Linked DNA regions of Homo sapiens: region 1 is linked to region 2. Evidence: chromatin contacts called from ENCODE Hi-C or POLR2A ChIA-PET data. All regions are on one chromosome and are shown on one strand. The core of a region is the stretch at or near the end of the contact, and the rest is flanking DNA. Distances in the headings are between cores, read along the strand shown.

What was found. A loop is a pair of places that touch in the nucleus more often than their neighbours do. ChIA-PET counts read pairs that join two places held with the same protein, here RNA polymerase II (POLR2A).
Region 1: a loop to region 2 is called in a map of HepG2, with 2.7 times the contacts of the local background. The contact joins the enhancer-like site here to the promoter of OR6C2 in region 2. A Hi-C loop is called at or near these places in 1 of 168 maps with a recorded cell type or tissue (HepG2). POLR2A ChIA-PET finds 5 or more read pairs at or near these places in 1 of 52 experiments (activated CD4-positive, alpha-beta T cell).

What each region holds. Positions count from the first base shown.
Region 1 is chr12:55,498,334-55,501,752 of GRCh38, forward strand. No RefSeq gene overlaps it. Among named protein-coding and RNA genes, the nearest start is that of OR6C68, 7.7 kb to the left of the region's middle. Within about 2 kb of position 1,623, at least 3 of the 41 ENCODE cell types and tissues checked have a DNase peak (open chromatin) inside an H3K27ac peak, as active enhancers do.
Region 2 is chr12:55,442,796-55,446,160 of GRCh38, forward strand. It overlaps OR6C2 (olfactory receptor family 6 subfamily C member 2), which reads left to right and starts at 1,281. Exons shown (of 2, transcript NM_054105.2): 1 at 1,281-1,364. The region is part of intron 1 of LOC124902940 (a long non-coding RNA gene); the gene reads right to left.

The DNA of each region.
Region 1 (3,419 bases), core at 373-2,872, 56 kb after region 2:
AAAAAGTGACATGAATTTCTGAATCATAGTGTACCAAGCACCAGCCCTACCATCAGACTTTCTGTCTCACATCAATCAACAGAGTCTATTGTCTCTAACAAGTTGAAAATAGGTGTCTCATACGTGCAAGCAAACATTTCTAGCTGAATCAAAAGCTTTGTCACCCTACATGCCTCCACAGCACTTTGGGTTTTCCTAGGGTTATTAACAATAGAAGTCATAACAGATCGTTTCATTAATGGACTAGGGAGTCATGGTTCCCTTGCTGTATCATTTGCAAAATGATACAAGGAGAAGTGGAAAATGCTTGTACATTTGAGCTTGCCTTCCGTCTTTCTGCTTTTGGAACACAATTATTATGTGAAGATGCTAGGGCTCACCTGCTGGAAATATGTGTGGCCTATCCAGAGCCAACACCAACCACCAGACATGTGAGTAGGACTGCACAAAACAGATCTGTCCTCATTTGACTTACTAAATAATTGGTAATACCTGACTGAGCCAAGCCAGCATCCCTTGGAGTAGAGAGGAACTGCATCAGCAGAACCCTGACCAAATTGACAATTCACAACAGAATTATAAGCAAAAAAAAAAAAAAAAAAGGCTGTTAGTTTAAACCACTAAGTTTTAAAATGGTTTGCTCTGCAGCAAAGGGTAGCATATAGAAACTGGCCCAGAATAAGTTAAGCAGAAAAGAAATTTACTGCAAAATGTAAATGCTCTGATAAATTTAATTAAGCAAGCCTAGAATGTGATCATGAGCAGAGATGAGATGAGCAGTAGGAAGGGTCTTTCCCAAAGACTACAGATACTGTCGAGAGTTCTCATCTGCTAAAAACAACTTTCATTTGAAGCTGTTGCCATTGAGCCAGATGTTGGCAAGGCTGTAGGAATACATGACATGGTTCGGATCTGTGTCCTCACCCAAATCTCATGTCAAAATGTATTCCTCAATGTTGGAGATGAGGCCTGATCGGAGGTGATTGGATCATGGGGGCAGATTTCTCATGAATACGTTACCACCACCCCCTTGGTGCTTTCCTCATGATAGTAAGTTCTCGTGAGATCTGGTCATTTAAAAGTGTATAGCACCTCCCCCTTGCTCTCTCTTGCTCCTGCCCTGGCCATGTGACATGTCTGCTCCCCCTTGGCCTTCTGCTATGATTGTAAGTTTCCTGAGGCCTCCTCAGAAGCCAAATAGATGCCAGTGCTATGATTCCTATACAGCCTGCAGAAAAGTGAGCCAATTAAACCTCTTTTCTTTATAAATTACCCAGTCACAGGTATTTCTTTATAGCAAGGTAAGAACAGCCTAATACAACATCTAATCTCACCTTCCTTCATTTTTATATCACTCACTAAGATTTGAAGTACCAGTTTTAAGAATCCAATTAGCTCATCTAAAACCACATACCTATGCCCTGGGTTTTGCAGGGAGTAAAAGTGAGGGAGAAGGAAAGGAAAAATTACTTGGGTAAACAACTAAGAGACCAGTCCTTAGAGAAGCTGCCTGCCTGAAAAATTACAGCTACAGGCAAAAATAGATCAGTCTGGTGAAAATTCAGACTACAGCTGCACAAATAAGCCACAGATAGGCAGACAGGCAGGCAAAGTCCAGCATACAAGCCCTTTGTTCTTTGTATGATTAACAAGCTCCCAGGAAAAAGTTTCCTTCTCTTTTCAGACAAGTACACAGTGGGCTCTGTGGGCTCTTGCACAGGGAGGAGGCAGGCTTACCTAAAACAAACCCACACTTACACAAACAAAAAAAGCTGCGCTTTGTGCTTGCCTAGAGACATACCCACAGCTGCATAAGATAAAGTGAGCTGCACAGACAGCTTTACTGATAAGAGAAGTTACTTGAACTGCTACAGAGATGAGAAGAGTTTCTTATAAAAGCTTCTGAACTCAACCGTAAAAATGGAAATCCACTCAGACTCCCCTCACCACTGTGCAGAGCTTTCTTCTTTCACTTATTAAACTTTTCCTCCAACCTGACCCTTGTGTCTGTGCTCCTTAATCATCTTGGACATGAGACGAAGAACTCCGGGTAATACCTCACAGGAGAGACTATTACATTGTGGTGCATTGGTGAGACCGTAACAGAAGGACATTCAAAATGTATATTTAAAATGTATGCTTCATCAACTTTGTGAAGCTAATGAAAATAAATAATGTATGCTTTTGTACATTCATTTTGTTTGTACAAACACAAATGAATATTTCGGCTGGTGTGTGTGTGTGTGTGTGTGTGTGTGTGTGTGTGTATGAGACAGAGAGAGACAAGAGACAGAGACAGAAAGACAGAGAAGGCTTAAGAATCCATTTGTCTTTACCCTAAGGGATAAAATTTAATTACCAAACATTTCATCCAGCCCATGCAAATTTCATGATCTTTTTTGTTTGTTTTGTTTTGCTTTGTTTTGTTTCATTTTTTGAGACAGAGTTTCACTCTTGTCACCCAGGCTGGAGTGCAATGGCACGATCTCAGCTCACTGAAACCTCCACCTCCTAGTTCAAGTGATTCTCCTGCCTCAGTTTCCCAAGTAGCTGGCACTACAGGTGCCCGCCACCATGCATGGCTAATTTTTGTATTTTTAGTAGAGACAGGGTTTTGCCATGTTGGCCAGGCTGGTCTCGAACTCCTGACCTAAAGTGATCCACACACCTTGGCCTCCCAAAGTGCTGGGATTGCAGGCATGAGCCACTGCACCTGGCCAAATTTCATGCTCTTTAGATGCTGCTCAATCTTTCTCTGGTTTTCTCATGATCCTATTTTAATTTTATGCAAACTTCAGATGAAACTAATCATCAAAAATATGCCTAAGCAAATCCAGTATTTGATAAAACAGAAAGGTAAAAGAAGATAAAAATTAGCACCTAATCACAAGTCCATATATTTTATTCCTATTTCCCCTCCTATGTTACTTATCCAGATTACAATTTCCTTCATCTAGCATTTTCTCAGCTTTTTATACTTAGCTGGGTGACCAAAATCTTTATTGCTGAGAAATAGTAGTGTTTGTTCATCTTGCTTATGCTTGATTTAGGTACATCTTTATCACGTGTTTTATCCATATATCCTCCTGCTCTACTGTAGTAGTGAATAAATATATTTTAACTTAATAATCAGATTAAGTCACCTGCTTAACACATTGTTTTCTTTTGCATGTTTATATAGTGGTATTAGACGTTCAACATAGTCATCATACAACATATGTCAGTCTGATACCATATCTTTGCTATTGTGAATAGTGCTGTGATGAACATATGTGTGCATGTGTCTTTATGGTAGAATGATTTATATTTCTTTGAATATATACCCAGTAATGGGATGTCTAGGTCGAATGGTAATTCTTTTTTAAGTGCTTTGAGAATTTGCCAAACTGCTTTCCACAATGGCTGAACGAATTTATATT
Region 2 (3,365 bases), core at 31-2,530:
TCTACGAAGTGTACATAAAAACATTCAACATATTCTATAGACAATTTTAATAGTATAATTAAGTTTAACAATGTTGATGGAGCAATGGTAATCTGCAAAATTAAATGAATTTCTAATATCATTATATCAAAAATATGCTATGTATAAATAATATGTAAATATTATATAACTATATATTATATATAATTGAAAATAACATAGAACTACACAAATACTTGACAATGAATCTAATGATGGAAGCATAACATACACAAAAGAAACAATAAAATCTTATTGATAAAAATTTACATAGAGGCTATGACTTTCATATCTCTTTGTTATTTAACCTTAAGCAATACTTCTGGCCAGCCCTCCAAACCTAATTTTGTGCACTTTTAAAGCATTCACAGTCAGTTTGAGATGTTACTTTTAAATACGCTTATTTAAAAATCCCAGAAACAAACATTACAAAGCTGGAATGCATTGAAACAGTGGTTCTTAATGGTGTGAACTGTTTTTGAAGGTCATCCATGTAATGATGGTCTTACAAGACATTGTCTGTAGACAGAATAAATAATATATCTGACCTATGTAATTTCTTCTGTTTTTCAAATGTAAATAAGTTATCCTATGATTAACACAATATGAACTGATTTTACAATATCTCTGTATACATAGTAACTTTCATCCACACTGATTTCCATATATGGTAGATACTTCACCAAATTATATTATGGGGGATTAGATTAAGCAAAATATTTTGATTATTAAAAAACAGACATACTCATATCCTTATAAAAGTGTATTAGGAAATAGAATCAGACTTGTGCATTATTTTTCTCATTAGCATGGGCACCAGGCCTCTATCTGATGCTATTGTTCTGCATTACTCTCTCAAAAGAAAGTGTCTCTGTTGCCTCCTATTTTAGTTGCTTTGCCAAAGTTAATTACACAGAAGCTTCATTAGTGATGTTTGAACCTGGCCACTAAGGATCCTCTATTTATTCATATGATCCCAGTGCACTTCCAAGAGATAGAGCAGAAAAAATAAATATTTTGGGGATAGAAAAGCTAACTCTCTGCTCTTCTGAAATCAGAGGAAATCTGTTGCTTTCCTCCCTTACATCAAAATTTCTTACCATTATGACAGAGTCCAAGGAAAATATTTCCAAAGTGTAAAATAAGGAAGTTTCTAAAAAGAGTGTTTATTGTAGCGTGAAAATGCAAAACTAGGAGACCTCAAGATCCTTCAGGAAGTACCTGAAGGTTGATGATCAAGTTAAACCAGTACAAAGTTACAACTTCCTTAACACAACACAGTTCAACCCATTAGGGAGCTGCCACCTGAAATCGTGAAAAATTATCAAAACAGTAAGTATTTTAAGGTAGGTATGACAATTACTTTCTCATTTGAGAGATAAGAGAAAGAAATTTTTGTTGGAGTACTCTTCTGTAATTTTGCTAGTTTAAGCTTGTTTCAAATTTTTAATATGGAAAACTGTAGCGAACATGTTTTTAAACTATTAACAGATCTTTGACAAGACTAAACATCATAGCTAGGACATATTTATGCATTCCTGTGTAGTCACACATGCAGTAGTTTGTGGTCACCCATAAAATATAAAGGACACACAGAAATATGCTTCCAAATCCTTGGAATATATACAAAAAAGCATATTACATTGCTTATATTACATTGCTTATAATGTTAGCTTTTTTCTAAATTGTAAATATTCTCTTATGGTTAAATGTCTGGCCAGAAATAATTCAATCCCTCATATTTATTAGTTCAACAAAAATGCTCCCTTAATGTCTAAGTGACACTAAGACCGAGAGACCTTTGTGTTGTTGCTCATGATGCACTGCACTGCACAAGACGATCAAGGCGTAGAAGACTATTTCACTAAGATAGCTTTTTCCTAGTGTGTGTTCAAAGGGAGAGGCATGAAAACGAAGATGACAGAAAGGATGTCAATTCTCAGTTACTTCATAGTTTATGCTGCTTATTGCACTTTTCATGACCCTGAAGTAGTTGGGAGAAAATTAGTTCTTAAACCAAAATCAAAGAAAAAGGCATAGTAAATTACTAGTACACTACTTTGCTTGTATAAAAGCAAAACTTAGAATACATTGACTTTATCTAACAAAGTCAAAAATGGTATTTGCATGAAAGAGGATTGAGGCAACATGAAAAACCTCAGAATATTTGAAAACAAGGAACTGTTTTTCTTTCCTGGAATAAGATGATGAATAGTGTGAGAGTTTCGCAAAGAGACCAGTTTTGGGGGCAGTAAGGTAATCAAAGGCAACAGTTTTAGTTTTATGGATTTCTTGAAAAACCTTGAGAGTTTCACTAAGAAGTACTAAGAAGTAAGCATATGTGACAAGCTGACTGTGTCTTACTGGCCAGTATGCTCTGTTAGCATCTTCATTCTCATTATGCCAGATTCGTACCATCTCTCTTAACAGATTTGTATTAGGCTTTCTGCATAAGTATGTATTTTCCTGTAATGGTACCTTTAAAGCAAGATGGGCCTTGCCATATGTATCACATGGGATTTTATGAAGCACATGTCCATAAGAGTAAGGAATTCATTTTCCCAGGCCCAGAAGACTGATGATATTTGCAGTAATTTTTTATACGCAAAGCAGGTGAAAAAGCATTCATATAACAAACTAATTGGTATCTTATAAGGAGATACAATTTCATTGAGTGATGGAGAAATAGCAAGAACCCTAGAGACTGTGTTGTCAGATAAGACATATGTTTGTAGCTACCATTATAAATAATTAATGCAGGCTAAGGACTGGAAGCAGTTATTGCTCCATGAACAGAAATAAACTCATTTCCTCTTGCTGAAGAATGTCATAATGGTCAGAGATGACATGAACAAAATAAGACCCATAATGCAAATTAAAGAAGCCAGTTAGTATTTTAGTCATCCTTCATTTGTGCCTGAAATTATAAATATATAAATTAGGTGATTGCTGATGGCATAAGGGACAACACTGATAGGCAGCTTAGATGATGATGTCAAGGGCGGGCAACAAACTTCCTTAATTGCCTAGGTGGTTCTCAAATATTGATGTGCATATGAAACTCTTGGTAATTATACCACAGCTATTCTAATTTCTAATTTATCCACTAGGGCCTAACCTCATTTGCCTATTTCCTGGCTAAAACGTATTAGCTCTGTGTCCCAGAAAACTATACTTGTGACAAATGTCTTTGATATTTCTAATTCAGAGAATTATACACACTAAATAACCTAGTCAAATGCAAGTATTTCTGGAAGAATAAAGTAAAGCATTGGATAAACACTACAGTAGTAATTTCCTTCTTTCCTTCTTTCCTTCCTTCCTTCCTTCCTTTCTTTCTTTCTTTC